Linked DNA regions of Homo sapiens: region 1 is linked to region 2. Evidence: read pairs that join two places in POLR2A ChIA-PET (ENCODE). Cell type or tissue: Panc1. All regions are shown on one strand. Each heading gives the region's core, and the rest is flanking DNA. Links, peaks and the distances in the headings are about the cores only.

What was found. ChIA-PET counts read pairs that join two places held together with the same protein. Peaks named below come from ENCODE experiments on the same cell type or tissue, not always from the same donor. Only the 100,000 strongest peaks of a DNase experiment are listed, where the experiment ranks them.
Region 1: POLR2A ChIA-PET joins it to region 2 with 6 read pairs; 3 of 35 experiments call an interaction of 5 or more read pairs at or near these places.

The regions. Positions count from the first base shown.
Region 1 is chr9:35,400,669-35,416,888 of GRCh38, forward strand. UNC13B (unc-13 homolog B) reads left to right here. Exons shown (of 40, transcript NM_001371189.2): 38 at 2,499-2,591; 39 at 2,772-2,931; 40 at 3,080-4,667. The coding sequence ends at 3,365. It also overlaps the pseudogene ATP8B5P. Among named protein-coding and RNA genes, the nearest start is that of RUSC2, 81 kb to the right of the region's middle. RefSeq lists enhancers at 2,556-3,755, 5,080-5,625, 5,626-6,171. In Panc1, for the core only: no CTCF peak of the experiment used is centred there; no DNase peak of the experiment used is centred there.
Region 2 is chr9:35,488,769-35,504,988 of GRCh38, forward strand. RUSC2 (RUN and SH3 domain containing 2) reads left to right here and starts at 1,343. Exons shown (of 12, transcript NM_014806.5): 1 at 1,343-1,404. It overlaps LOC105376026 (a long non-coding RNA gene), which reads right to left and starts at 2,859. Exons shown (of 2, transcript XR_929580.4): 1 at 2,663-2,859; 2 at 2,351-2,488. RefSeq lists a silencer at 1,012-1,311. In Panc1, for the core only: no CTCF peak of the experiment used is centred there; no DNase peak of the experiment used is centred there; H3K27ac peaks cover 4,182 bases.

The DNA of each region.
Region 1 (16,220 bases), core at 3,785-11,784, 89 kb before region 2:
TTTCCCAGACATTGCCTGGCCCATGCATGTTTATTAAACTCAAGGAATATACCCTGACTGGTAAGCGGCAAGAATGAAAAATCTGTGAGGAAGCCTTGAGAATGAATGGAAGCCATGAGAAATGTGAAGGCTCATAGTGTGTGGAGCTTTGCTGGGAGTTGTTCTGGGGAGAGAAGGCAAAAGACTTTCCAGACTCTGCAGCATGGATAGGGAGACAAGGAAGAGAGGCAAACCATGGCAGCTGCTGAAGGGAGGGTGTGGATCCTGGGGCCCTGTGCACAGCTGAGGCTCCAGTCTCAGGGGTGCTGTTTATGCACAGGGGACCCAGGAAGCCGGTTTTCTCCCAGTGACTTTCAGTCCTCAGAACCCCTCCCTACCTCCAGCATGGCCTGTCCAAAACAAAACACATCTGCATAGATGTAGCTCAGGTTGAAATTCTGACGCTGGAGCAGAGCCCTCCCAGGAGGCACCTCAGGCACATTTGTTACTGCTTGTTCCAAGGAAACCTGAGCAGGCTGCCTGGGGGAGTGAACCTGGTGGGGGAAGTTGGCGCTTAGGCATTACTGAGCTGTGTGTGAATCTGGGGCACAGGGCTGACCTAGAGGGGAGAGGGCTCTAAGCAGGTAGACTGGTGATGGAAAGTAAGAAAATGGAAGGGACCGAAAGTACTGCTCTATTCCCCATCTGTTCTCATTTCCAATCCAGGGAGGGAAGAATAGAGAGCAAAAGAAGAGCTGTGAGTCTCACTTAAGTGGACAGGTAGAACTTTTACAGAGCTGGGTACATGTTCAGGCATACACCATCAAGGAAGATCTGAGTTAATCCAGAAAGGCTTTTTAGAAGCATTGAGCTTTAAGCTTGATAAAAGATGAGGAGAGCCTGGAATGAGCACACATATGATGAGAGCAGGGTTGGCAACTGCGGGAAGAATCCATGTGTATGCGTGTGCATTTTCTACCCGTTGCTTTATCATTTAAGGGTCTAGGAAATTAAAGCCTACAGCCTGTCTCTTGTCCTGCTTGTCTCAGATACCTCCTCTCTGTATTTTTCTACTGTTTCTGCCCATGATTTGGTTGGTCTCTGACCCATGAAGTCTAATTTGGAGCATTCACACACTGACTGCAGCTCTTTCACTTCTTTCTCCACTCTGCCCCACCTCTGTGCTCCCTCAGAATATGTGTAGAGCTGCTTTGAATGGCTGTTAACTCCTTAGACTGCTAACGGATTCTTCTTTCTCTGTTCTGCTGCTGCTACTACCTCTGACTTGCCTGTCCTCATTCAGTGCATGATGGGAAAGGTATTAGATTTACTGCTAATGAGGACATTCGTCCGGAAAAGGGTATGTTGTACACCGTGCAGATATGGATCTAACATGGGCTAACACTGACCCCTGGGAGCTAGAATGAGCAACTCGTGCTGGGGGTGGGGGAACAAGCTGTCAAGGTTTAGGAGCTCTATCTCAAGTCTTAGAGATGGGTAATGCCTTCATATAGCCCAGGAAGGGGTTCTGTTGTTGATCTCTGTCGTATTCTCAGCATTCTCCCACCCCTCCACCTCAGGACAAAGAAGGATTTTCTCTGGGGTGTAAGATTGTGGTGGTGTTTTCTTTTTTTCTTTTTTTTTTTTTTTTTGAGACGGAGTCTCGCTCTGTCGCCCAGGCTGGAGTCCAGTGGAGCGATCTCTGCCCACTGCAAGCTCCGCCTCCCAGGTTCACACCATTGTTCTGCCTCAGCCTCCCTAGTAGCTGGGACTACAGGCGCCTGCCACCACTGCCAGCTAATTTTTTTGTATTTTTAGTAGAGACGGGGTTTCACCATGTTAGCCAGGATGGTCTCAATCTCCTGACCTCGTGATCCCCCCACCTCAGCCTCCCAAAGTCCTGGGATTACAGGTGTGAGCCACTGCACCTGGCCAGGTGTTTTCTTAAAATAGGGTGGGGTCTCTGCTAAGGGGAGCCTGTAGATTGGCTCTTTTCAGAGATTGGAACTGGGGAGTTCATTCTATAGAGGGGCCCAGGTTTGAGGGGGATGAAGTATTTCAGAGCACAGCAGCCTCCCAAGCAGGGACCTCTAGGAATCCTGGGCATAGGTGGGAGGTTGCTGCTTTTGGCTAGAGAGGACCCACATTTTTCCATTAAGAGACACTACCAGGTCAACATAATTCCCAGACACAGATACAAGGTGATGGCACTGCCCTACCCCAACGTCTTTCAGTTAAAAGTCCTTCAGCCTAGGAGATAAGAGTTTTGGGGATCCTTGAGAGAGAGTCTTAGTGCACTTTTGGAAAATGTTGCGCCTAAGATGCTGTCAGCTTAACTTGTGTTACAAGACACAGCCTTGTTCTTTATCCCATTTCTTTCCCTTCTCCTATTGCTTACTTCCCATGGTTACTGTGGTGATTGCTTCTTGCTTTTGGGTATAGGGTGGTGACCTCCTCACCCCTCAGGTTTACCTCCTACAGTTCTCCAATGGGGAATCATCTCTCCATTTGTCCCTCAGGGTCTGGTGTGGACGATCCTGTGGGAGAAGTCTCTATTCAGGTGGACTTGTTTACACACCCTGGTACTGGGGAGCACAAGGTCACAGTGAAAGGTGAGTGATGGACTTACAGGTCTGCCCTTTCCTTGCCCAGTGGCCTCACTCATCACTCAAAAGCAGGGGCTGCTCATCCCAGCCCTCCAGCTCAGCCCTCCTCCAAGGGGAAGGTCACCTGGGGTTCAAGAACTGGGAAATCCTGGTGGGATCCCTCACAGGTTTCCCTTGTTTGGGCAGTGGTGGCTGCCAATGACCTCAAGTGGCAGACAGCGGGTATGTTCCGGCCTTTCGTGGAGGTGACTATGGTTGGCCCACACCAAAGTGATAAGAAGAGGAAGTTCACAACCAAATCCAAAAGCAACAACTGGGCCCCCAAGTACAATGAGACATTCCACTTGTAAGTTACGGGGGGGACATACAGGACTCTGGGATGGGGGTAAGACTTGAGGGGTGGGGGGAGAGGAGGGCCCGGGGGGATGGCAGACTGGGGTGAAATCAGCTGAAGACTCAACTCTGGCCTCATAACTTCTATCTTGTGCTCACAGCCTCCTGGGAAATGAGGAGGGGCCCGAGTCCTATGAGTTGCAGATATGCGTGAAGGATTACTGCTTTGCCCGGGAAGATCGCGTGCTAGGGCTGGCTGTGATGCCTCTGAGGGATGTCACAGCCAAGGGCAGCTGTGCCTGCTGGTGCCCCTTGGGCCGGAAGATCCATATGGATGAGACAGGCCTGACCATTCTCCGGATTTTATCTCAGAGGAGCAATGACGAGGTGGCCCGAGAATTTGTGAAACTCAAATCAGAGTCTCGTTCCACGGAGGAGGGGAGCTGAACACCTTCGACTCCTGTGCCAATCAGGCAGCAGCAATTTCACAAATCAGGGCCAGTGGGAGTTAGCTGTGTAACCGGCTTAGGGTCTTTGCAGTCAAGAGGCTGACCCCTTCAGTTAAAGATATTTAAGGAAAAATTTGGGGTGGTGATAATATGGCTTTTCACAGAAAGGGTCATGAAGCCCTGGCCCAACAGGACTGTGGTACTAGGGGCTGGGATGTGGGGTTACCACATGGAGAGATTTTCCATTAAGAGAGAAGGACAAACATTTCTGAGAGTGTCAGCCATTCTTGGTAGACACCTCTCCACTCCTCATCCCACCTCTACCCATCTCCATGCCACACCTTATCCAGTTAGACACATACATACCAATCATTAGAAGAACAAGTTTAGAAGGTGTGGAACTTGTGCCTGGCTGGCTGGGTAGTCAGCTGAGCCTGTTGCTGAGCCCGGTGGTCTGGATTGGAGTATGGCCAGGGCAGGAGTACACAGAATAGAATTTAGACTGTCCCTTGAGTAGAATCCACTGATTTTCTGTGGCTCCAGTGAGAACAAGGCTTTGAAACTGAACAAGATAACTTCTAGAAATGAACTGTACTAATCCCTTTCCCCAGATTGTATCATGAGTAGAATCAGGTTCACGTGGTGCTTCAAAGCCCTGAGAAGAATATTTCTTTGGACCCCAGGCACTAGGGGCCACCTGCCTGGGAGTCTCCCTGCCTCACTCCTCTAGGCAGGGGAGTGATGCTTCAGGACGTGACAGGCTGTTCTAACATGTGTCTACCTGAGGGCTAGTTGAAGGATCCAGGAGTATTTTCTTCTTGGGTGGGCCCTGAACAAAGCCAAAAATTGTAGAAACCAGTCTAGAAAAAGTCCTGCTCATCTGTGGCCACTGCCTTCTAGCCGTCCTCCACCTTGCAGAAAGAATCTAGCCTTTGGTCTCTCTCTCTCTCATCGGGGTCATTTGCTATTCCCCTCTGATATTCAACCCTATAGAAGGAGCCTGGACTCTGATCCCTCTGTACAGGCTGGATGGAAGGGGCCCTCCACACTTCCTGGGAGGTCAGAGACAAACTGTTTCAGAGAGTCAGATGGACTTCCCAAGACTTGTTGAGAGATGTGACATGGTTCTTGGATTTCCTCTGTAGCAGCCTCCTGGACTTCCTGAGGACTCGACATTGTCCACAGATGTACTGGCCATTACATGAAACAAGAAACCAAGCATCTTTGCTGTTGTTAATTATTATATGTGCCATTGTTACAGGAGATTATAGGCTAGTCTGTAATAAATTATCTTATAGCAGCCTTTGGGGTTTGGTAATTCTGCTAATGTGTGGAAAGCCATGGAAATGACTGTCCTTTATAATGGTAGATTTTGGCCTAATGGTCCTTTGCTGCTTCACACTCCTCCACCCCCATACCTGACAGCCAGTGGGTGAAGCCTAAAGTGGTTCTGGATAAACACCACTGGGCTAACATCCTGTCCTAGACCTGAGACCACCAATCTAATTAACAGAGTCATGGGACCTACGGCACCAGCTTCCTACAAAAGGTCCAAAAGAGTAGCAGGAGAGGTATTCTGGTGAAAACTAGTCCATGCTTCTCTTCCCTTTGTCTAGAATCACTAGGACAGATCACAGCCTGGGTTGTGAGGACAAGGCAGGGGCCCACTGGGGAGAGGTGTGCCTGCCCGTCTTGGCAGAGGACTGAGGCTGCCACAGACAGGACAGAAGATTAGGCTTAGGACTGTACCTTGGACTTTCATTCAGGCTCTATTCGAGGAAGAAGAGCTGCAGTAGAAAGCCCACTCCCAAAGGGGAAGAAATAAGGTAAAAGGCCTCATGGCGTGGAAATGGGAAAAGCTGAAACAAGAAAGAGAGTGCTCACCTACTCTCAACCTGCACTAACACTACTTGTGGGGCAGGGACTAATGGGGCACCAGACAGGGAACTAGCTCCGTTTCCACTGCTTGCTAAATAAATCCTTAGAGTTCAGTTGCTCATTTAAAAACTTCCTCCTCCCCGCTCCTCTCCCAAGCCAGCCACTTAACATTTCTGCCTCAAAATTACCTCTTGAATCCATTGGGTCGCCTCAAGTTCCCACCACCACAAGAGTCGTGGCAGCTTTTAGGTCCTCATGCCTGAGTTACTGTGATAATCCCCTGCTTCCGTTCTTACCCTGCTCTCTTCACGCACTCCAATATAAAGTCCTTCTCCTATTAAACTATTCAGTGGTCACCCATAGCCTCCAGGCTGAAACTCCAAGACCCTCCAAGATAGCGCAGCCGGCACCGCCCCCCTTGCCCCTATCCTGCAGCTGTTCTAAAGTACTGCCCCGGCAGGTCCCCGACAAGCACTGTGTGCTCCTACCCCTCCGTGCCTGCACATGCTGCTCCCCTTGCTGGAAAATCTGCCAGCCTTTTCCACTGCTTTCTAGGCTCTGCTATCTGGACGCCTCCCCACAGCACTCTACATTGTTATAATTTACTTGTCTCTTTCCCCTCATCAGCCTGTGATCTACCCAAAGGCAGGATCTGAGTGTTGTATCTCCATTTCCCCAGCGGCCAGCATAGTTCGGGTACTTCAAAGCCAGATCGGCCCCTAGGGGCCCTCTCCATGGAGAAACGGTGGGTCTGGCACCTGAGGGTAGGGGTGTGGCCAGAGGCGGGCTCATGGGAGATGGGCGTGGTTTGTGGGCGGGGCTCTGCTCTACGCCGGAACCTGGGTCTCTAGGGCGTCTGCGCAGGAAGGTGCGTTGAGATGGCAGTTGCCGGAGTTGGAGGCCGGGCGGCGACGGTGAGCAAGAGGCTCCCAAAGTGGGTGCCCGAGTAGAAGTTATCGCCTTCTCCCTCCCAATATTCCTTGAAGAGAGACTGTCCCCTCTCAGTATTTCCAGTAGCTGTCTATCCTTATACTTTCTTGAGACAACTCCCCATATTCGAGTATACTGGTTTTCCAGACACTCCCACAGAGGACATATTTGTCGAGATTATCTAAGGAAGGGGAGCTTTATCCCCCATGTAACTCCTAAAGGGCACACATTTTTCCAGTTATTTCATGAAGAGATACCCCCAAAGCTCCAGCAATTGCACATTCTTGTTAACTCAGGGAGTTTTCCACTTTTCCAGCACTGTGCAGATTCTCGAAGAAGTCATAATCCTTGTCCCATACTTGATCTGAAGTGGCACGTTTGCTATCATTCCCTCCCACTCTTTGGCATAGGATACCTACTCTAGAGGGAAGAATCAAACTCTGGCTGGCTACCCATGGCTTCAGCAAGCTTTCAGATTTGAATTAGCCGCTAATTTCTGTAGGCTATATCTAATCAGAATTAGAACAGAAGTACCTTTAACAATGGACTTTTAAGAAAGAAAAATCACATCTTTCAGCGTAAGTTGTCGCTGTCGTATTCATTGTGAATATTCGGACTAACTCCCTGAATGATCCTCCCAAGCCCAGAAGCAGACAGGCAAAGTTGAAGAAGCAACAAATAGTGGAGATGGTATTGAAGTAGGAGTCAGAAGATTGGGCCCAGTTCTGCTACATTCTAGTCAGGAGATGACCTTTAACTTCTCAGAGCCTCAATAACTTGAATCTGTTATCTAGGACTAATAACTCCTGCCATGTCTACCTCAGAGGGATCAAATGGGCTCATATATATGAAAGCACTTTGAAAACTATACATTTTCTCTAAGTGTATAGGGGATTATTATAAATGATCCTCTGAGTTCTAATTAACTTCCAAGGAATTTGTCTTGCTTGGTACTAGGTTCAAATGCAACAGATATTTTTTGAGCGCTTACTATGTGCCAGGTATTCATCTAGACATGAGGCCTAGCATTGAACCAAAAGAGACAAAAACCCCTTATAAATTTAAGAATGAGTCGTCAGCATATTAAGTGCCTACTCATTACCCAGTGCAGCGTCAAAGCATGGTGAAGTAGTAGGAAGAATCTGTATTCTAGATTTAACTCTGCCACTATATAGCTGTGTGAGAAAGATTTTTTCCCTGTGTGAGCCTGAACTTCCTCATCTGTAAAATAAGGAAGTTAAGCAAGGTAACCTCTAGTTTTCTAGTCTTGACTCATCTGTACTTTAGGGGACCTGAAAGAAATTGATTAAAATACATATACTTTATTGGCCTTTTCTGAGTTGGGTTAAGAATGGAGAGAAAAATAGGAAGCAAAGAAGGATATGTCTGTATAGCAAATCGTGGGGTTTGATAAAGTATAATTTTTCCAAGTATTAAAAAATTTGACTTTTATATAAATACGAAATTAATAGGTCTCCAATATTTTATTTATTAATTAATGAGGGAACCAGTAAGATATTAAGATCAGTTCAAATGAAAAATTAAGAGCTAAATATTTATAGGCAATTTAATAAAGGAATGTTAAAATACGATTTCTGAATGATATACAAAACTAATTAAGGTCCTAAAGTGCAATAAGTCATAAATTTTGGAGTCATCTTTTCCACCAGACATAAAACATTTTTATCACTACTAGATGAAAATCTATAAGTTAACCTCTGCCCTAACGAGTTATAAAATAGTCCAGTCAATAGAAAACTAATCAAAGATATAAACACAAAACTGTACTAAAAGATCATCCAATAATTTATTTCACCTGTTTCTAGGTTTCAGATGACTTTTCTGACAATTGTAGTCATCAACTTCAACTTAGTTGTCAGGAAATGAAATCTGTTTCCCAAGCTTTGAAACTATAACTTTATGATGAAGATAAATAAAGTGAATTCCAAACTACCATATGTGTCTTAGAGATAGATCATTTTGGACTTCAGGGATCAAGTTCCAAGTTTCTTAAGAATGTGTTTGAATGACACAGTATCAGCATGAGAAATTCTCATATTCTGAATCTTTATTTCCTTTATAGAAATTCCATGGAATTATAGTTGGTCTACTCTGCAATGTCTCTATTTAAAAGCCCAAGTGAGGACAGACAAGATGAACGTAGGTAAACTCAGGAAAATGTATCTGAGTATGTCATTATTATTACCTCTGAAGTGTGTGTGTGTGTGTGTGTGTGTGTGTGTGTATACATGCACATATGGCAGATCAACCTGGCAATCAGATTGTTAACCTACCAAACAACTGATCAGGAAAGGAAATATATTTTTCAAAAGTAAATACTTTGTACTTAGAAGTACAAGCTCCACTGTTTTATCATCTGAAAATCCTAATTTGAGTACTCTCTTAACTTTTATATTTGGAAATTCACCAGTAAAGCTTGTGTACCTTTCCTTCTCTCCCCATTCTTCATAACTGCCTCCTGCTAAAAAGAGGTGATCAGTGTGAAAAAAGGCTGCTGAGGCAGATAAGGTCCTCCTTTGCAGCCTTTTTGTGGACAGAACAAATGGATCTGTCTCTGTAGTAAGGGAGGATTTCCATACCATTTCTGTGCTTTCCTTTGGTGAATCAAGATTCTAAAGGGAGGCCGGGCGTGGTGGCTCACACCTGTAATCCCAGCACTGTGAGAGTCCAAGGCCGGCAGATCACTTGAGGCCAGGAGTTCAAGACTAGCTTGGCCAACATGGCAAAACCTGTCTCTACTAAAAATAAAATAAATAAATAAATAAATAAATAAATAAATAAATAAATAAATTAGCCAGGCATGGTGACACATGCCTATAGTCCCAGCTACTTGGGAGGTTGAGGGACAAGAATCGCGTGAGCCTGGGAGGTGGTGGTTGCAGTGAGCCAAGATTGTGCTATTGCAGTCCAACCTGGGTGACAGAGGGAAACTCTATCTTAAAAAAAAAAAAAATCCTAAAGGGAGCAGGAATAATCACACTCCAGCCATCTTTCAGAATGGAACTGCCTGTTATGTAAGAACAACAACAACAAATTATTTCTAATGTGAAATTTTGAAAAAGGAAGATTTAGATTTAGGCTTCCTTTTGAGGAATGGAGAAAGTGCAGAATGAAATCAGTTCACTGATTGAAGGTCACAGTGTACTTTCTTTCTTTTTTTTTTTTTTTAGTAACACGGAGTCTCGCTCCGTTGCCCAGGCTGGAGTGCAGTGGCGCGATCTGGGCTCACTGCAAGCTCCGCTTCGCAGGTTCACGCCATTCTCCTGCCTCAGCCTCCCAAGTAGCTGGGACTACAGGTGCCCGCCACCACACCTGGCTAATTTTTTGTATTTTTTTTTAGTAGAGACGGGGTTCCACTGCGTTAGCCAGTATGTTCTCCAGCTGACCTCGTGATCCACCCGCCTTGGCCTCCCAAAGTGCTGGGATTATAGGCGAGTATACTTTCTTTACTTGCTGTCATTGGGCAGTTGTCCGATTTCATCCTGGAGGAAGCCCATGTCAAGGACACTGGCCCTGGTTCCAGAAGTAGAAAGTCAGGAAACTTCCATCCAAAGGAAAACCAGGGAGTCCTCTGCTACCCTCAGGAGAGCTAAAGGGCTAAAGGACCCAGAAGATAATCAACTGCTCTGCATATTCTTATGAACAGAAAATATGGAGAGCCAGAATACTTTAGGGTGTGGTAAGTTCCAGGCAAATGAAAAATGTAATAATCATCAATAAAGACTGATCAATTCATTCGACAAATATTTATTGATTATTAAATAAGTGCGAGCCACTGTGCTAGGTATGGCAATACAATGGCAACAAAACTAGACAGAATTTCTGCTCTTAGCGAGATTATGGTTTAGCGAGGGGAAACATTAATTAACAGCATATTTAATAGCACCAATAAATATAAAATATCTGCCATAAATGCAGTGAAATAAATACCATATGGGAAGTATAGTAGTCAAGAGCATGAATTCTGGAGTCATACCGTCTAGGTTTGAATCCTAGCTCCACCACTTACCACGTTATCTTGGGCAAATCTCTTAATTTCTCTGCTACAGTTCCTCCTCTGTAAAATGGGGATAATAATAAAAGTGCTGCCACATAAGGTTGCTGTAAGGATTAAATTAGGTAATATTTATAAAGCATTTAGGACAGTATCTGCCACATGATAAACACTGGTAAATGTGTAAAAAATAATCAAAATAATCTATAAGAGCTTGACACTTTCAATCAGAAAGATAATTAAGAACTTCATCTATAAATGTGTGTTATTTCAAAAGCCAAACCTTTTACCAAGGAAAAAGAGTTGAAACCAGTTTTCCTGGTAAATCCCTACAGGTAGGCTAGGACTACCTATTGCAGGTAGATTTACTGCTTCTGCTATTTTGAGCAGTAAGCAATTAATACTGGTTTACCCAAGATTTTGGCCTATTCCACTGAATTTACAAAACGACAGTGCTAAACCCAATCATTTGGCAGGTAACACTATTTTGAATATTCAGAATCTTCAGGCCTATTCTGGTTGGAAAATCTACAGTACATAAATACTGGCCAGTTCTAACATCTTGGTTGTCTACCCTCTCCTTTCTATTTTCTTTTCTTTTTCTTTCTTTCTTTTTTTTTTTTTTTTGACAGAGTCTTGCTCTGTTGCCCAGGCTGGAGTGCAGTGGCACGATCTCAGCTCACAGCAACCTCCACCTCCTGGTTCAAGTGATTCTCATGCCTCAGCCTCCCAAGAAGCTGGGATTACAGGCATGCACCACCATGCCCAGCTAATTTTCGTATTTTTAGTAGAGACGGGGTTTCGCCATATTGGCCAGGCCGGTCTTGAACTCCTGACCTCAAATGGTCCACTCGCCTTGGCCTCCCAAAGTTCTGGGATTACAAGCGTGAGCCACCATGCCGGGCCTCTCCTTTCTATTTTCTACCACTTCTTAGTTCAGCCTTTCATCATTTTAAGTGTTGACTATTATAGCCGTCTTTTAAGTGGTCTTTCTGTCTGCACTCCGTTCCCCTGTAAATCTATCATATTAATGTTTCTGAACTTCCAGTTTATCACATTTTCCCCTACTCAAAATCTTTGTAGGATTCTCTGAGATAAAGTTTAATATCATTATCCTAATATTAAAGTCCTGACTTGAAGTTCTTGTTTTCTGCCTCCTTCAGATTTTCGTACTTACTGTACTATCATACAACTTGTCTAGTCTCAATGCCAACCCTTTCATTAAGTCCTTTTTCCTGCCTACAGAACTGTCCCCTGCATCTCTACCTAATTAACCTGTGTTCGTCTCTTGAGTTTAGTGCAAGTCCTTCTCCATGAAGCTCTTTCCAACAATTCTGCCCTGCCCCCCTTTATCTCTCCTTCTTGAATTCCTGTAGTGCTTGGGTTCTACAGTGTTTGTTTGTTTGAGACAGAGTTTCACTCTGTTGCCCAGGCTGGAGTGAAGTGGTGTGACCTTGGCTCATTGCAACTTGAGGCTCATTGGTTGAGCCTCCTGGGCTCAAGTGATCCTCCCACCTCAGCCTCCCAACTAGCTGGGGCTAAAGGCACATGCCACCACACCCAGCTAATTTTTGTACTTTTTTATAGAGATGGGATCTCACTATGTTGCCCAGGCTGGTCTCAAACTTCTGGGCTCAAGTGATCCACCCACTTGAGTGGGAGGCCACTCAAGTGGCCTCCCAAAGTGCTGGGATTACAGGTGTGAGCCACCATGCCTGGCCCAGTTTTTTAAAATAATAGCCTTATTGAGATACAATTAACATGTCACAAAATACACCCTTTTAAAGCATGTAATTCAGTGATTTTTAATATATTCAGAGTTTTGAAACCATGACCATAACTTAATTGTAGAACATTGTCATCATCCCAGAAAGAAACCCTATACCCGTTAGCATTCACTCTCAGTTCTTTCCTCTGCTCTCCTATACCCTGGCAACCACTAATGGATTTTTCTGGACTTGACATATAAATAGAATCATATAAAATGTGGCCTTTTGTTACTAGCTTCCTTCACTTATGTTTTCAAGGCCCATCCTTATTGTAGTATGTATCCTTTTTATGGCGGAATACTATTCCAGTGTTTGGATATACCACAATTTGCTTATCTCTTCATCAGGTGATAGACATTTGAATTGTTTCCATTTTTTTGGGTATTATGAGTAATGTTGCGGTAAACATGTGTAAAAGTTTTTGTGTGGACATACAATTTTAATTATCTTGGGTCTCTACAATTCATTTAACATCTTATGTACACCCTGCCTTGACATGCTTTGCTGTTTTACATCTATGTTGTGTGATTCCATTAGATTGTCTGCCTAGCATAGTGCCTTCAGAGTTCTCTCTGTCCTAGAGAGTTTGCAAGACTGTCCCATTATTATATTTCTCCTTTCCCTTTCCTTTACCTTCCACACACTTCTGTAAATACCATCTTCATCACCACCACCACCACCACAAGACAACAATAAAAATTATCAACAGTTATCAAAAGGTAGCTTAATAATACTAGGTAGTAATTCAAAAGGTTGGAGTAAATCTATACATATTGACAAGGGAAGATGACCAATACATAGTGTAAAAAGAAAAAGGTAACTTGCAGAGCAATACATGTAGTAGGATCTCATTAAAAATATATATATAGAGAGATGTGTATATATACATAAATATTTGTGTATAAATTCCTTGAAATGGAAGGGACCTAAAGGATATACACCAATCTATTTATAGTGGTTTCCTTAGGAAAAGAAGGAGTGGAAGGCACAGGAAAGGAAACTTTAAATTTTTTCTGTATATATTTTTGTTTTTGAATCTTTTACAGTGGAAATGTATTTTTATATTACTTTGGGTAATTCTTAAAATTAATAAAAAGAAAAAAGTGTAATCACAAATGGAAAATAACTAAGTTGGAGAAACTAAAAAGAAAGGACAGAAAAGGAAAAAAAGAAAAAGGACTCTAGGAAGGAAGAGGGCATAGATATTGTGGCATGTAGACAGGAAAGTTAATCAGAGTCTTAGTAACAGAATACTCTACAAAAGAGCATTAAATAAACACAAAAGTAGACATTTAGGTTGCACAACTCTGTGAACATACTAAAAACCACTAATTTTTATACTTTCAATAGGTGAATTGTATGGTTTATAAATTTTACCTCATAAAGTTGTTTAGAAAAGACAGATCAAAAGTTCCCAGTGGCCGGGTACGGTGGCTCACACCTGTAATCCCAGCACTTTGGGAAGACAAGGTGGGCAGATCACTTGAGATCAGGAGTTCAAGACCAGCCTGGCCAACATGGTGAAACCCCGTCTCTAGTAAGAATACAAAAATTAGCCAGGCATGGTGGCGCGTGCTTGTAATCTCAGCTTCTCGGGAGGCTGAGGCAGGAGAATCGCTTGAACCCAGGAGGCAGAGGTTGCAGTGAGCCGAGATCATGCCACTGCATAAACAAATAACTTTTTAGTATGTGTGTCCCATCTGATATTTGGGACATACTTATCTTGTATCTGAATGTTTTATTTGCTAAATCTGGCAACCCTAAACAGAAGGGGTTAAGGTTTGAATCCTTTAGATTTAAATTGCTTTTTTAGCATCACCAAGGCATTTTGTTTCTAACTGACGGCTTTTCATATAACTCCCAAACCCTCGTCTGCTATCCCAGGGAAGGTTTTATGATGGAGAAGCACTGAAAGTAATGTCTAGCAGTTCAGTCATACAAGCCTGATTTTACCTTTACTGCATTGATGAGAAATCATTGGTCCCAGATTCCAAATGTGGTCAGAGTACGAAAGCACAACTCCCAATTTCCATCCGCCTGGATGTTCCTGTCAGCTTCTGCCCTACAGAAAGGGAGAAGCCAAAGGTCTGTAAAGGGAGTAGGGAATAGGGCCTTTGGTTTTTGAGCATGTCCTAAATTGTGCCAGCCAAACCAACCTTCTATGGACCCTTGTTAATAAATTGGACAGCTTTTATGATTATTTTGATTTTCTTTAGGCTCCTTTGAACAATTTTAGACTTGTTTTTGCTTAACTCAGACAGAAAAATTAATGAAGCTTTAGGGGATGGTCAGACTTAGAGGTGCAGGAGATCAGTAGTAGCTCAGGAGCTGGACTTTTCATGACATTCCAGACTTTAGTGAGCTTCTTCTCAAAGCTCTTCTTAACACTGCATTCTACACACCCTCTACAGCCATGCTGAATATCCTCTGGTTTGCTGACTTTTGCATAGAAGTGTCAACAAACCATTAGCCTTAGCTGAGGCTCCTCTTTGAGTCCAGCTGTTCTGTGATTATATAGATCTTCCCATAAGGAGGAGGCGATTGTCCTCTACTGGAGGAGTTTGGACAGCAATCTGACCCCAATTGAGCAGAACATGTTTCTAAGCATTTTTCACTTGTGTACTTGTTCATTCAACAAATCTTTATTATATCCAGAGCCTAATGCTGAGCCAAGCGGTAGGCTACAGAGATTTAAAGAAAAGAAAAAACATGGTCTCTACCTTTTTTAAATAAATTGACATGAAATTGTACGTATTTATTGTGTACAATATGATGTTTTGAAATATATACATACCTTCTAGAATGGTTATATCAAGCTAATTAACATATGCAGTACCTCACATAGTATCTCTGCAGGGAAGGCTTATGGCCTGGGCAATTTTTAGTTCTGAGCAAGATGGCCTGGACCTTAGCTTGCTGCTGCTAGTAGATTACTGGGAGTGTCAGATCTGTCTTGTCATGTTAATGAGAGCTGGGTGGGACTTACTGCCACCTGCTACTCTTACTCCTTGTGCGAACTCTTCTGTACAGTAGAAACAGCTATGCTTCTCCTTGGAATAATATCCCAGTGGCCAGAGAACTGTCCCTTGAGCTCCACAGGGGCCGCTGCTTGCCGTGCATGTGGAGAGCCAGAGCACAGACCTGGCTTATCCAGCCTCCACCTGGCTTTGCCCCTCCACCCGCCCTGGTAGCTTAACACAAAGGACAGAAACTTTGGGGAGCTTTATGACCCTATCCATTGCCTGAGAAACCAGAATACCTTCCCTGGAGATATAAGGCAAGCACAAATCCCACCACTACTACCACAGCTGGTGTTCTTTTCCAAGTGCCACCTTGTGGCTAGAGGCCAACACAGTCCATTACAGCACCTCCAGGTAGAATAACACTGCACCCGGGAAGGAAGAAACTTGTGCCTGACCTCAGCTATCACCATTGTCTGCACCACACTAGCCGACCAGGAGGTCCTGAGTCTGTTCGTGTGACCAGGTCATTACTTACTACCACTGGCATTTGAGAAAGCCAACACACTAAGGCTAGCTATAACCAAGGAATCTCACAGAGTCTATGTCACTCCCCTGCAAACCCCATCAGAGCCAGTGCTAGTACCTGCTTCTGGGAAACTTGAGAACACATCATATCACTGGATCCCTTGCAGACATTCCCTAGTACCAGCCTGGAGTGTGGCAGCCCCTCTAGGTGGCTAGATCCAGAAGAGCAACAGAATTCACAGTAGTCTGGCTCTCAGGGACTCCTACTTCTAGGGGAAAGGGGAGTATACTACGTCAAGGGAATACCCCATGGGACAAAGGACTCTAGATGGCAGGCCCTGAGTCCCAGATCTTTCTGCTGGTGGAAGTTTCTTTCAGCAGGGGCACAGTTGCAGTGCTGGACTTAGCAGGGAAAGTCTGCAGCTCTACTCCAACAGCCGGGCACCAAGCCTGCGGCTTGTGAAGAATCTCAGAGAGGGGGACTTCTTTTCCCCCTCATCCACCATTGCAGACACAGCTGGGGCTTCTCCCATGGGAGCTTGGTGTGAGTGCATCTATGCATAGCATTTCTGGAACACTTCAAGGTGACTGTATCCCCATAGGAGGAGCACTCTCCAGGTTCAGGCTTGCACAAGAGGTAGAGTCACAATTCTTCCTTACTTGGAACATCAACATTCCTGCAGATGAAAAGAGGTACCTGTCTGATCTGAATAGCTAGAACACAGTCAGGAGTGTGTCCTGCTGGCCTGGCAGGGGAGCTGAGGTGGCTCCCA
Region 2 (16,220 bases), core at 4,322-12,321:
GGGTGAAGTTACAAAGTTATACTTCTATGCAAAGTTAGACTCGGCTGCAGTCAGTCTAATTGGTTGCAGATAGCCAATTTCCCATCTGCTGGGCAGAAAAGTTGGGTGGGGGGTTTGTTACTTAGGTGTGGAAAGTTAGGGTTTTCCTTTCAATTTAGTTCCAGGAAGTTGGCATGAACCAGTCTTAGGTTCCCTGCCTCCAGTCCCTATTCTCCTGCCTCAGAACCATCACCCAACATCCCTAGTGGGTAGCAGGGGAGAACCCTCTCCTGCCCCGCTCATGCCTAACTACCTGTAACAGTTTGGCTGTGTCCCCACCCAAAATCTCATCTTGAATTGTAATTCCCATAATCCCCCTGTGTCAAGGGCGGGAACAGGTGGAGGTAATTGGATGATGGGGCTGGTTTCCCCTGCGCCCTTCTCGTGACAGTGAGTGAGTCCCACAAGATCTGATGATTTTATAAGCGTCTGGCATTTCCCTTGCCTGCACTCACTCTGTCCTGCCACCCTGCGAAAAGGATGGCTACTTCTTTGCCTTTTGCCATGATTATAAGCTTCCTGAGGCCTCGCCAACAATGCGGAACTGTGAGTCAGACCTCTTTCCTTCATAGTATTTCTTCATAGCAGTGTCAGAACGGACTAATACAGTGGGTTTCCCATAACATTTGCAGGACTGCCTGCCCCATCCCCCTCTGGCTGTAAACAGCAGGAGTCACACACAGGCATCTTCCATGTCCCCCACACATCCGGCCCTGAAGGGCAGGGGGCGCATGGGTTCTACGTTTCATCAGGGGTTCCGAACCCTGGCTATGCACTGGAGGCCAACCCCACCTCACCCCACCCCACTCCACCCCAGTGGTTCTGAGTCGGTCCAGTGTGAGGTCAGCCCTCCTTCTGTTGTTTGGTTAGTTTCCACACTAGGTTCTACTGGGAAGCCAGCGTTGAGAACCGCCGCCTCAGGCGAAGCTGGGACTCACACCCACCGGCCCTGGAGGCCCGCGGAAGGTTTCCCTGGGTTCCAGCACCCGGGAGCCGCGCGTCGCCAGGCACCACCCCGCGGGGGCGGGCGCGGGCCGCAGAAGATTGGGCCACGGCGGAAGCCTCTCCGCTCCCTTAGCGGGAAAGCTCTGCGCGTGACTCGGCTGCGCCCATCGCTGCGGGAGCCGGGGAGGGGGCGAGCACCTTAGGCCGGGCGGACCGAACCAACGCGCCGCCCGGAGGGGCGGCCTGAGGGCAACCCAGATCGGACCATCGCGCCACGCCGACAGGGGCCGGCCTTTCCAACCCGCCCGGAGGGAGGGGCCGCCGGCGCCTCTAGCCTGCAACGCGACCCCTGGAGGGCGAGACACGCCGCCGCCGCCGCCGCCGCCGGCGCGGAAGGACGAGGCTGAGGCGAGAAACGAGGTAGGAACGCCTCTCCGGAGGCGGGCAGGGTCCCACAGACCCACTGCCCCGCGTTCCAAGGTCTCCCTTAGGGGAGGGCCTGTCTTCCCACCTATGTGCCTTCAGCGCCTGCCCTTCCCTTCAGCCCTTCCCCCTCGGCTGCACCCGCCCTCTGCGTCCGCCCCGACCCCCTGGGCAGACCTCGTCCCCAGCCCTTCTGACCCTTGGCCTTCTCCTGACCCTTCAGCTCTGCGTCCACCGGACCTTCAAACACCCAGCACCCACCGTCCCTTTGGGCGCCACCCCAGATGCATCCCCAACCGTCTCCTCAAACTGCCCCCTTGGGGACACCCTCCCCCCACAAAACGACTCGCGCCCAGTAGTCACCTTGGTACCCCAAGTCCCTGTGACGGCTTTGGGGAAGCGTGGCCGCCCGGCACCCAGGCCGGCGACTGCAGCGGGGGCCTCCCTACTGCCAGTTCCCGGCCGGGTCCTCTGCTCCCTCCACCCTTTTAGCCCCTGCCTCCCTTTATTATCCGCCCGGCGCCGGCGTTGCTTCAGTCTCTGTCTCTCTGTCATCCAGTTTTACCTGGAGAAAACCTTTGGCTTGGCAGTAACCGTCCCCTACTACTGCACTCACTTGCCGCGAAGGGCACGGTGATCCTGTTGCCCACAGTTGGCTGTGGCCCTCCAGGCCGGCCCTGCGGACACGGGGAACTGTCCTGGGGGCAAGGACGGTACACTACTCATCTTTGTATCCCCGGTCCCCAGCACGGTGCCTGGCACATGGTAGTGTTGCTGGTGGAGGGTCTTCACTACCAGTTGTCCTTTGCGTTTTGAACAAGTAATTGAGCAGCGGAGGAATGAAACGCAGGAACAAGTAGATCTGAGTCAGGCAAGGATTACCACTATGTGAACAGTGTCCGTGATAAAGAACACAGGCCTTAAAAAAAAAAAAAAGGCGGAATTTACAAAGGACAAAGGGCCTGAAACCTGTTTTTATTTATTCCTAGGTGGGTGACCTGAGCAGATTTAGTTTCCTGGGGGTTTGGGTTCCACGCGGAAGCAGGTGGTATCGCTGAGGGATGAAACAATGGCTGGAAAGCTGTAGGAGTTGATAAGGTAGAAAGTAGTTACCTAATTAGTAGTGGCATTATTGTAACTGGGGCTCAAAGTATTAGCAAATAAAAGTAGTGACTGGATTTTCTTAGCCGGCTCCTTAGATATTAAGCAGTGGTGGATGGCTTAATGGAAGGAAGAGCAGATCCAAACAGTATACCTGGTATTCTGTTAGTTATGCCCGTCCTGCTGTATGGCCAGCCACTGTTTCTCTTCTGTTTTGAGCCAGGTTAGGATCCCTCTGATTTCTGTGCTGGTATTTAAGATTCCTTTTTGAAGCCACAGTTGCCTTAACTGGAGGCTGGACATGTTCTCATTCATCCATTGCTAGTTTTGATGTATCCTTTTCCGCTTTCTGTCTCCCACCCTCTTACATGTCTTTATAAAGTCTTGGATCAGGCCAGGCACAGTGGCTCAGCCTGTAATCCCGGCACTTTGGGAGGCCCAGGTGGGCGGATCACTAGAGGTCAGAAGTTCAAGATCAGCCTGGCCAACATGGTGAAACCCCATCTCTACTAAAAATACAAAAATTACCGGGCATGGTGGTGTGCACATGTAGTCCCAGCAACTCAGGAGGCTGAAGTCCCAGCAACTCAGGAGGCTGAGGCAGGAGAACCCCTTGAACCTGGGAGGCAGATGTTGCAGTGAGCTGAGATCATGCCACTGCACTCCAGCCTGGGTGACAGAGCAATGCTCTGTCTCAAAATAAAGCCTTGGATCATAGAAACCCAGTGTGGGGAGGGGCTCCTGATCTGGATGGATTAAGCAATACAATTTTTTTTTAACAGTATCTTTTTAATGGCCTTTTCTACTTTTTCCTGTCTAGGCTTCCTGTTAAGACCTCAGTTACCCCAGAACACCCTGGGTTATTTTTCTCCTCACCTCCAATACTTCAGTGTTGCCAGATAAAACGCAGAGTGCCCAGTTAAATTTGAATTTCAAATAAACAACAGGGAGTCCTGTATTTTTACTTGCTAAATCTGGCAAGTTCATGGGAGGGCTTATGTGTTCTATTTTTCTCTCTGGGCTTATCTGCAAATTTAGGATAATAACTCACCCTTTTCTTCCTGTTACTCATACACAATGACTATGCACCCTGCTAAAAGTCACTTGACTGAAGAGATGGTTCACTTCATGTTAGGGTAAGGGCAGGCTATCTAGAAATGGTCTTGATTGATCAGTGTTGAAGTTACCCAGGAAAAAAAAAAAACACCCATTCAGACATTGGCATTTAATATAATTTTTGTCAAATGAGTCCGTCATACGAAACGAGAGCATCATTTTGAGTAGCCAGATGTCAACATTGCTCTGATAGAGCTAGGTGATGGGGTAGAAGGGAATCCTAACAACAACAAAATAACTCAGCAGAACCTGTGCTGTACCATATTTACTCTTTATGGTGGTAATATATATATATATAACATAGAATTTACCATTGTAATAATTCTTAAGTGGCATTAAATATATTCACATTATTGTACAACCATTACTGATAACAATCTCCAGAACTTTTTTTCATCTTCCCAGACTGAAACTCTGTACCAGTAAGATGCTAACTCCCCATTTCTCCCTACTCCGCCCCAGGCAACCACCATTCTACTTTCTATCTTTGAATTTGACTACTGGGGGTACCTCATATAAGTGGAATCATGCACTATTTGTCTCTTTGTGACTGGTTTATTTCGGTTAGCATAATGCCTTTTTTTGTTTTTTGGGTTTTTTTTTAACTTTTATTTTAGGTTCAGGGGTACATATGAGGGTTTGTTATATAGATAAACTCATTTCACAGGGGTTTGTTGTACAGATTATTTCATCACCCAGGTATTAAACCTGGTACCCAATAGTTATCTTTTCTGCTCCTCTCCCTCCTTCTACCCTCAAGAAGACCCTGGTGTCTGCTGTTTGTTTCTTTGTGTTTATACATTCCCATCATTTAGCTCTCACTTATAAGTGAGAACATGCAGTATTTGGTTTTCTGTTTCTGTTAGTTTGCTAAGGATAATAGCCTCCAGCTCCATCTATGTTTCTGCAAAAGACATGATCTCATTCTTTTTTATGGCTGCATAGTATTCCATGGTGTATATATACCACATTTTCTTTATCTGGTCTGTCATTGATGGGTATTTAGGTTGATTCCGTGGCTTTGCTATTGTAAATAGTGCTGCAGTTGGTTAGCATAATGTCTAAAGTTCATCCACTTTATAGCCTGTATCAGAACTTCCCTCCTTTTATTTTTATTTATTTATTTTTTGAAACAGAGTCTCCCTCCATCAACCAGGCTAGAGTGCAGTGGCACGATCTTGGCTCACTGCAACTTTTGCCTCCCAGTTCAGGTGATTCACATGCCTCAGCCTCCTGAGTAGCTGGAATTACAGGTGCACGCCACCACGCCCGGCTAATTTTTGTATTGTTAGTAGAGAGGGGGTTTCACCACGTTGGCCAGGCTGGTCTCGAACTTCTGACCTCAAGTGATCCACTAGCCTCAGCCTCCCAAAGTGCTGGGATTACAGGTGTGAGCCACTGCACCTGGCCAGAATTTCACTCCTTTTAAAGGCTGAATAATATTCCATTGTATGTATACACTATATTCTGTTTATTCATCTTTTGATGGATACTTTGGTTGCATCTATCTTTTGGCTATTATGAAAAATGCTGATGTGAACATGAGTGTACAGATATGTTTGAGTCCCTGCTTTTAGTTCTTGTGGGTATATACCCAGAAGTGGTGTTGCTGGATTGTATGGTAATTTTATGTTTATGTTTATTTATTTATTTATTTATTTGAGGAACCACTGTTTTCCACAGTGGCTATAGCATTTTACATTCTCATCAGCAATGCATAAGGGCTCCAATTTTTCCACATCCTTGGCAACACTTGTTTTCTTTTTTTTTTTTTAAATAACAACCATCCTAGGCTGGGCATGGTGGCTCACGCCTGTAATCCCAGCACTTTGGGAGGCCGAGGCGGGCGGATCACCTAAGGTCAGGAGTTCAAGACCAGCCTGGCCAACATGGTAAAACTCCATCTCTACTGAAAATACAAAAATTAGCCAGGCATGGTGGCGCACACCTATAATCCCTGAGGCAGGAGGCTGAGGCAGGAGAATGGCTTGAACCGGGGAGGCTGAGGTTGCAGTGAGCTGAGCTCATGCCCCTGCACTCCAGCTTGAGTGACAGAGCAAAACTCCATCTCAAAATAATAATAGTAATATAACCATCCTAAGCAGTGTGAAGTGATATCTCATGATTTTGATTCATATTTCTCTAATGAAAAGATATCGAGCATTTTTTCATGTATTTCATACCTATCGGCCATTTGTATATCTTTGGAGAAATGCCTATTCAAGTCCTTTGCCCATTCTTGGATTGGGTTGTTTGTCGTTGAGTTGTAAGAGTTTTTTAATACATTTTGGACATTAATCCATCTCAGATGTATGATTTGCAAATATTTTCTCCTATTCCATGGATTGCCTTTCACTCTGTTAAAAGTGTCCTTTGATGCACGAAAGTTTTTAAATTTGAAATCTAATTTATCTAATTTTTCTTTTGTTACCTGTGCATTTTGTCTTACCCAAGAATCATTGCCAAATTAAGTGACATGAAGCTTTCCCTCTGTTTTCTTGTTTTTTATATATAATATATATTATACATATTATATAAAATTTATATATAATATATATTATACATATATAAAATTTATATATATTATATAATATATATTTTATATATTATATATACTACAGTATATATTTTATATATTATATATACTATAGTATATATAATATATACTATAGTATATATTATATATAGTATATATTATATATACTATAGTATATATTATACATTATATACACTATAGTATATATTATACATTATATATACTATATATATATATTTTATTAAATATATATAATATATTTTATTATAATATAATTTATTATATATAAAGTATATATTTATATTATATATGATATATATAATATATAAAATATATTTTTTATATATTATATATATTATACATATAGTTTTAGCTCTTATCTTTAGGTCTTTGATCCATTTTGAGTTAATTTTTGTATGTAATGTAAGATAAGGGTCTAACTTATTTCATTTGCTTGTGGATATCCAGTTTTTCCAACACCATTTGTTGAAAAGACTGACCTTTCCCCACTGAATGGTATTCACACCCTTGTCAAAACTCATCTGACCAGATATGTGAGGGTTTATTTCTGGGCTCTCTAGTCTCTTCCATTGGTCTTTATGTTTATCTTTATGCTGATAAAACACTGTTTTGATTACTGTAGCTTTGTAGTAAGTTTGGAAAATCAAGAATGTAAGTCCTCCAACTTTGGTTTTCTTTTTCAAGATTGTTTTGGTTGTTCAGGATCCCTTAAGATTCCATATGAATTTTAGGATGGATTTTACTATTTATGCAAAAAACATTGTTGGGATTTTGATAGGGATTGTATTGAATCTCTAGCTGACTTTGGGTAATACTGACACCTCTAATGATAGCAAGTTTTCCAATTCATGATCACCAGATGTTTTTTCATTTATTTATGTCTAATTTCTTCCAGCAATGTTTTGTATTTCTCAGTGTACAAGTCTTTCACTTCCGTGGTTAAGTTCATTCCTAAGTATTTTATTCTTTTTGATGTTACTGTAAATGGAATTGTTTTAATTTCCATTTCAGATTGTTCATTGTTAGTGTTTAGGCATACAGCTGATTGGATAAAGTTGCTCCAAAACAGATGAAGAAAATTACACCAAAGCAAAAGAAGCATCAGAGAGTGATGAGCGAGCTAGTAACCAGAGAAACTCTCGAGTCAGTGGTTGAGTAAGCAGTGGAGGAGGAGGGCTTAGATCTAGACAGAGTCCGAACGAGAAGCATGCAACAAGTGGAGACCTACCTCGAGGCTGCAGAGGTTGAGGCATGAGAGAGCCAAACTTCAATCGAGCGGGTTCTCAGGAAGCTCTCAGAGAGGATCACAGAGAATCAACAGGAAACAGAAGTCTCTAGAGAAACTCGACTTAAAATTAAGTCAGGCAGTATCACCAGTTGAGCCATAAATAACAGGTTCATCTTCGTAGAAACAAAGCTCGGTGCATTAAATCTTCTTTTGTTTCTACAAAGGCTCCCCAAGGGTTGGCTAACCTTAGAGATGCTATGTCTCTTGCACCTGCAGTCACTTATCCCGCTCTATCAAGCTTGCACTTGGCCAGCCCATCTGCCCCTCCTGCTGAAGGTGATGCATGGGATCCATGCTCGGACTGTTGTAAACCAAGTTCTGTGATACGTCAATTCCTGGTGTTGTCCTATTTGAATATCCTAAATTTCCCATAAGAGTTGTTATGAATGTAACATGTAAATTTACTATCACTGATGATTCCTCTGAAGAATTTCATGCAACCACCAGAAGGTGCAAGATCCTAGAGATCTACATATCTTAGGCATTTTCCAGGAGTACTCCTTCAACTGTCGCCCTGCACCTGATTAAGCTGGATATACTATAGTAAAACAATATGTAACAGATCCATGCACTACATGGTGTTATTGTGGAAATGGCCCTGACACATGGCCACTCACTTGACAGCTGTACAAAAGACAGTTATGTTTTTGCCTAGAGGACGCTAAGGTTAAAATTGTCTTTATTGCTCATCTTCCCCACTGATACTGAGCACACCTGGCATAGCTGAGATTAAACTATGAGTATGTATACTTGAATCTGGCATTTAATCCTCACAAAACGAATAGTGACTACACAGTCAAGCATCTTTAATGGGCAAGTACTTGAGCATCCAACCCATGTAAAGTTTGACGATCTGCACCTCTCCTGTCCTTCCCCTTAGAGAGTGAGTACAAGTTTCTAGATGACAGGTTCGGTGTAGACTGTTCAGATGCATCTGGCCAAGTTGTCATGATTTCTCATTGAGGGAAGAGAGATACGACACAGCAGTACATTGTGGATATGTTGAACCCATTAATTGATAGTGCAGCCATCACTGAGAAGCAACATTCAGTCTTTTCTTGCAGATCTTTACTGTACAACCCCTTACTGATATGACCCCATTTGTTGAGCTGTTGTGGATGAAAAGAACTTAATTGGGTTAGTAAACTGGAGAACTGTTTTGTTTTGGTGTTGCAAACCCATTTGGGTAGAATTTGTTCCATGGGTCAACAACTCTGTATCCCCTGGCCATGTATAAGAACATCACAATTATGTATTACCAGCCATATATCCGAATACTATATGCTACTTCTCCTGAAGTCGGCAGCAGATTGTATATCCTAATAAACACATCTGTGGGAAGCTATCTTAGGACAACAAGATCTTCATTATACCCCAAGAAGATCTCCAGACCTAGGGTGATTAAAACATTAACTGCAGACATTAAAGACATTGATATTATTAATGATATGCACACTCATGTCCACTTAACTGACCCTCTTGCATTGGCAGTGGGCCCATTAGTAGATGTAGAGGCTATTAAACATGAGATCATTGGGCATGCAGATTCAGTCTCCTCCTTTCACTCCTTTGGTGCAGGATTTATCACTTCTCTGTCCCTGTGGAACATTGTGAAAGATATGTATCTACATCTGTCACACTTAGACGGAACTTTGTTTCTCCTATCTTTTGTTGTAACTGCCATAGGAAAATTATACATGTACTACAGGACAGTAGAACAACTTTGCCTATATTCTCAGCTAATTAAATAAAAAAGCTGGTTTTTATGTGTTGATTTTGTACCCTGCATCATTGCTGACACTAAAAAATGCTTAGGGTATTTGCAACTAATCATTATTAGTTCTAATGTTTTTGTGGCATCTTTAGGGTGTTCTCCATACAAGATCGTGTAACCTTGGAACAGAGATAATTTTAGTTTTGGTTTTTTTTTTTTCCCAATTTGTATGCCTTTTATTTCTTTTTCTTACCTAATTACTCAGGTAGGAATTCCAGGACTGTTAAATAGAAATGGCAAAAGAATGCCAGGTTTGGTGGCTCATGCCTGTAATCTCAGCACTTTGGGAGGCTGAGGCAGGCAGATCACGTGAGATCAGGAGTTTGAGACCAGCCCGGCCAAAATGGCGAAACCCTGTCTCTATTAAAAATACAAAAATTAGTCAGGCATCTTGGCGCCTGCCTGTAATCCCAGCTACTTGGGTAGCTGAGGCAGGAGAATTGCTTGACCCCGGGAGGCAGAGGTTGCAGTGAGCCAAGATCATGCCACTGAGCTGAGATCATGCCACTGCACTCAAGCCTGGGAGACAGAGCAAGACTCTGTCTCAAAAAAAGAAAGAAAAAGAGGCCAGGCGCGGTGGCTCACGCCTGTGATCCCAGCTCTTTAGGAGGCCGAGGTGGGTGGATCACGAGGTCAGGAGATCAAGACCATCCTGGCCAACATGGTGAAACCCCATGTCTACTAAAATTCAAAAAAAAAATTAGCCGGGTGTGGTGGTGCGTGCCTGTAGTCCCAGCTACTCAGGAGGCTAAGGCAGGGGAATCACTTGAACCCAGGAGGCAGAGGTTGCAGTGAGCCGAGATCGCCTGGCGACAGAGTGAGACTACATCTCAAAAAAAAAAAAACAAAAAAAGAAAAAAGAAATGGCAAAAGTGAACCATTTCTCTTAACACACAATCCTTATGGGATTGTTGATTTGGTATGCAAGTCCTTAATAGACACTGAAAACAACATTATTTTAGCCTGGTATATTATTAATGTTAACAGTAGTGAGGCCAGGCGTGGCGGCTTATGCCTGTAATCCCAGCACTTTGGGAGGCTGAGGCAGGCAGATCACTTGAGGCCAGGAGTTCAAGACCAGCCTGGGCAACATGGTAAAAGCCCAGCTCTACTAAAAATACAAAAATTAGCCAAGCGTGGTGGCATGCACATGTAATCCCAGCTACTTGGGAGGCTGAGGCACAGGAATTGCTTGAACCCAGGAGGCAGAGGCTGTAGTGAGTTGAGATTGTGTCACTGTGCTCCAGCCTGGGCGACAGAGTGAAACTCTCAAAAACAAAAACAAAAAACAAAATAGTAGTGAGTCATCAAGAAAAGTTAAATTATAGCCTACATAATACATTTTAAAAAGTTCTGCCAAAACACTTAAAGTTTTTAAAAAATTAATTTTGATACTTTAGGAAGAAACCCTCTGTTCCTTGGAATTGTTGGTTTAATAAAAGTCTTTTATCTTCAAGAAAATGAGATGGTAAACTCTGAGGTATGTGTTGTATTTTTGGCTTCTTGTGTGAGTTCCTGCAGACAAGGACAATAGACTGATAACTGGGTGGAAAGAAAAATAGGGCCAGCCAACTTCTGGCTAAAGTTTAATTATCTTAGGATCAAAAGTCTATACTTAACTTGTTTATCTTAGGATCCAAAAAAATCTGTATTTAATTTATCTGTTTTTATACTTTGTGCTTCCTTTCTTTTCCTGTATAATTCTTTTTAAAAAAAGAAAATGCACCCTTGTATTTAGTGTACTTAGGGAAAATGGACATTTATTTTTATCCACGCCCAGGCAAAAGAAAAAGAGCAAAGTTCTCCTAAAGGCAGCATAGATAGGATTTAGATGAACCCAAGGTAAAAAGCAAAAACTGCAGGGGAGAAAGTTGGGAACCTACTACTAGTCCCGTTCATCCTCAAGTTGTTTCTCTTCCAAAATGTTCTTTACTTGTTTTTTGAAAGTTGTTTATTTCTGTTTAAAGATACAGTCAAACTTTGTTAAAGTTGGCTGTATTCTATTTATTTAAAGTTATAGCCAAACAGAACAGCTTATTTTTCTAGAGTTCCGGATAGCTAGAGTTTTTCTATAAGACTAATGATTTCCTTTTAAACATCTCCCAAAGCCTAGTGATTCAGACGTTTCTGCCTTACTGTATTAGTCTGTTTTTATGCTGCTGATAAAGACATACCCAAGACTGGGCAATTTACAAAAGAAAGAGGTTTAAAGGACTTAAAGGCAAGGAGGAGCAAGTCACATCTTACATAGATGACAGGCAAAGAGAGAGAGAGAGCTTGTGCAGGGAAACCCCCTTATAAAACCATCAGATCTTGTGAGACTTATTTGCAACCACAAGAACAGCACAGGAAAGACCTGCCCCCATGATTCAATTACCTCCCACCAGGTCCCTCTCACAACACATGGGAATTCAAGATGAGATTTGGGTGGGAACATAGCCAGACCATATCACTTACTTATCTATTACTGTATAACAAAACACCCCAAAACTTAGTGACTTAAAACAACAATTGATTTTATTTCACAATTTTGTGGATGGGCTGGTGGTTTTTTGTACTTCTGAAAAGAGTTCTAAGAATGCTTTTACTAGGAGCACTACTGGAATGAGTTAAATTTCTCAAGGTGGCTACTTTGTTTTTTAGAGTTTTAAAAATTCTTTCCTCTTGCCAATTATTCCCTCATAACCAATGTGACCACTTTGAAGGACATATCTTATTTGGTCATACAAGAGCTATTCTTTAAAATATTGCTCTCTTTAGTTTTATATTTATAGCTATAGTTAACTTCTTAGATAGCATAGTGTCTCTTTCAGTTTATATAATGTTCTTTGCCTGATATCCAACACAGCAACCTGCAACTGTATTAGTTTATTCATCCTTAATGATAGTGGCTGGAGAAAGGAGGGCTGGAAGCAGGATCACCTGCCTCATTATACATTTGTGAGTCCTTTCTAACAACCAAGTGGTGGTGATGAATAGCTAACAAGGAGCATTTATCTTATGAGGAAAAAAAGACAGCTGTGGCTTTTTATTGGCCTGTGAGAATCTATAGTAGAGAATAAAGAATTTCAAACTTTTTTTAAAACAGACTTTTGTTCAAATATATTCTACAGGAAAGGGACTCAGAAAGATAAAAGTTGGGCTGTTTTGGTTGAATGCATGGAGTTGGGAGAAGTAGTCTAACCTGTTCAGGTTTCCCTCTTTTCATCTACATCCCCTTCACTTCCTTTTCAAAGTCCCCTGAAGGAGCTCTGTAAAGAATAGTTCAGAAGTCACTGATACAGGCCGGGTGCAGTGGCTCACACCTGGAATCCCAGCACTTTGGGAGGCCAAGTAAGGTGAATTGCCTGAGCTCAGGAGTTTGAAACCAGCCTTGGCAACATGGGAAAACCCTGTCTCTACCAAAAATAAAAAAATTAGCCAGGCATGGTGGGGGGCACCTATAGTTCCAGCTGCTCCCGAGGCTGAGGCACAAGAATTGCTTGAGCCTGGGAGGCAGAGGTTGCAGTGAGCCAAGATCGTGCCACTGAACTCCTGCCTGGGTGACAGAGTGAGGCTCCATCTCAAAAGAAATGTCACTGATACAGATATTTCTTCTACTGAGTTATGACTCCAAGGTAGAAAGAGATAAAGATAAATGGTTGGGTTTGGGATATATATAGTCTTCAACTGACCATGCACCAGTAGCAGCCAACCATGGTTCGAGAGACATGTAACCAAAATATGTGCTGCATACATACAGTCTCCAAATTCCTATGTGAAATCCTTAGCCTTAATTAATTTAATGAGTTTCATGGAACCAGAAATGAATTATAGATCCTTTTTTCCTCCTTTAGTTTAGGACCTATGCTAGTTTTTTTAATCCACTCTAGTCCTGAGTCAAGATATTTTTTCTAGCCATGCTTTCTAGTTTATAATATGAAAACAATAGTTGTTTTTAGAATATTTAATAATGTTTATACTTCTAAAAAATATACACTGAACATTGAGGGCTCTGCACCTCTTTCCCTTTGAGTACTGTTGGTCTCTTTGTCCAATACTTCTACACATGTGCTTCTCAAACTTGATGGAAAAAAAAATCACCCGGATCACCCCTGAAATTCTGATTCAGTACATCTGGCATGGGGCCCAAGTATTTATCTGTGCTTAATAAGTTCACACATGAAGCTGATTCTGCTGATCTGCAGACCACACTTTGAGTAGCATGACTCTTAGATCTAAACTCTGTTCTCAGCCTCTTACTTAGTGGTTCTCAAAATGTAAAGGCTTTCCCCAAACCCCACCCCCTAAGAAAAAGCCCTGGTGCACCAGACCCAAAAATTGAAAGTCAAATAGTGCCACTGTCTAAGAGTGTGGGATATATCACCATGGGTTTTCTTCCTCTAGAGATTAGGTTTATAAATCTCTCACTCCCTCAAGATTAAGGGATTGTGAAGAAGAGTTCTAAGGAAATACTTTTAGCTGTCCAGACTTTAACCTCGAAAATCCTTAAACTGAAGTTCCTTTTTATGGAGAAAGATTAAAAGTGTACATTTTCCCTTGAAAGTTAAAAAATTTTTTTTGTTTAAAAACATTTTCTGAAAAAAATTCTTTTTCTGAATATAGATGAAATATATGCTCACTGTAGAGAATCTACAAAAGACAAGTATAAAATGAAAAGATATCATTGAACAGTTCTTAGAGGCCAAAATTTTAGCAGTTGTATAAGAAATCTATGTTTGAATGAGCCATAACTTGCTTACCCCAAATGGACATTTGTGGTTTTATAGTACTTTTAAAAATTTTTCAATAGTTTTTGGGACACAGGTGGTTTTTTTGGTAACTTAGATAAGTTTTTTTGTTTTTGTTTTTTGTTTTTGTTTTTTTGAGACGGAGTTTTGCTCTTGCTGCCCAGTCTGAAGTGCAGTGGTGCACTCTCATTTCACTGCAACCTCTGCCTCCCAGGTTCAAGCGATTCTCCTGCCTTAGCCTCCTGAGTAGCTGGGATTACAGGCATGCAACACCATGGCCAACTAATGTTTTGTATTTTTAGTAGAGATAGGGTTTCATCATGTTGGCCAGGCTGGTCTCGAACTCCTGTCCTCAGGTAATACACCCGCCTTAGCTTCCCAAAGTGCAGGGATTACAGGCGTGAGCCACCGCACCCAGCCAGATAAGTTCTTTAGTGGTGACTTCTGAGATTTTGGTGCACCCATCACCTGAGCAGTGTACACTATGCCCAAATATTGTCTTTTATCCCTCACCACCACCCCCGCCGTTACTCCTCTAGTCCCCAAAGTCTATTATATCATTCTTACGCCTTTGAATCTTCATAGTTTAGCTCCTACTATGAGTGAGAACATAAGATATTTGGTTTTCCATTCCCGAGTTACTTCACTTAGAATAGTGGCCTCCAGCTCCATCCAAGTTGCTAAAAAAGCCGTTATTTTATTCCATTTTATGGCTGAGTAGTATTGCGTGGTGTATATATACCACATTTTCTTTATCCACTTGGTTGATGGGCATGTAGGTTGGTTCCATATTTTTGCAATTGCCAATCGTGCTGCTATAAACGTGTGTACATGTGTCTTTTTCATATAGTGACTTCTTTTCCTTTGGGTAGATACCCAGTAGTGGGATTGCTGGGTCAAATGGTAGTTGTACTTTCAGTTCTTTAAGGAATCGCCATACTGTTTTCCATAGTGGTTGTACCAGTTTACATTCCCAATAGCAGTGTATAAGTGTTCCCTTTTCACCACATCCACAGCAACAACATCTATTATTATTTTTTTTTTCTTTTTTGAGACAGAGTTTCACTCTGTCATCCAGGCTGGAGTGTAGTGGCATGATGTTGGCTCACTGCAACCTCCACCTCCCAGGTTCAAGCAATTCTCCTGACTCAGCCACCTGAGTAGCTGGGATTATAGGTGCATGCCACTATGCCCAGCTAATTTTTGTGTTTTTAGTAGAGACAGGGTTTTACCATGTCGCCCAGGGTGGTCTCAAACTCCTGGCCTCAAGTGATCTGCCCGCCTCGGCCTGCCAAAGTGTTAGGTTTACAGGCGTGAGCCACCGCTCCTGGCCATTTTAATACTTTTTAATTATTAACTTTATGCAAAAATCTTTGTCCACATCTCTGATAATTTCCTTAGCATAGAATTCTAGAGGTGGAGTTACTGAGTTAAATGATTTGAATAGTTTTAAGACTTGAGATATATATTTTTCCGAGCTCATTATTAAGATTGTACCAAAATATACATACACTGGCAATGAATGAAAATGCCTGTTGTACTTGCCTTCACCAGAATTAACTATTATTATTTTGTCTGATAATTGGTAGCCAAAAGGTGGTAATTTATTGTTTTAAAGTTCAAACTTTTTGTATGTTCATTAAGTATATTTTGTTTCCTCTTCTCTGAAATGTTTGTTCATATCCTGGCAATTTTCTATTAAGATCTTAGTTTTTTGGGTTTTTTTTCTTTTTTTTTTTTTGAGACGGAGTTTCGCTCTTGTTGCCCAGGCTGGAGTGCAATGGCACAATCTCGGCTCACCGCAATCTCTGCCTCCCAGGTTCAAGCGATTCTCCTGCCTCAGCCTCCCAAGTAGCTGGTATTACAGGTGTGCGCCACCACGCCCAGCTAATTTTGTATTTTTAGTAGAGACAGGGTTTCACCACGTTGGCCAGACTGGTTTTAAATCCCTGACCTCAAGTGATCCACCTGCCTCATTCTCCTGAAGTGCTGGAATTATAGGCATGAGCCACCATACCCAGCCAAGATCTTAGTTTTAAGTGAAATAAGAAAGTCACAGGACAAATATGGCATGATTCCACTTGTATTAGTTATCAAAAATAGTTAAAATCATAGAAGCAAAAATAGAAGGAATGGTGGTGGCCAAGGCCTGGGGTGGGGTTTGGGGGCGAATGGGGATTTGCTCCTTCATGGGTATAAAGTTTCAGTTATACAAGCTGAATAAGTTCTAGAGATCTGCTGTACAAT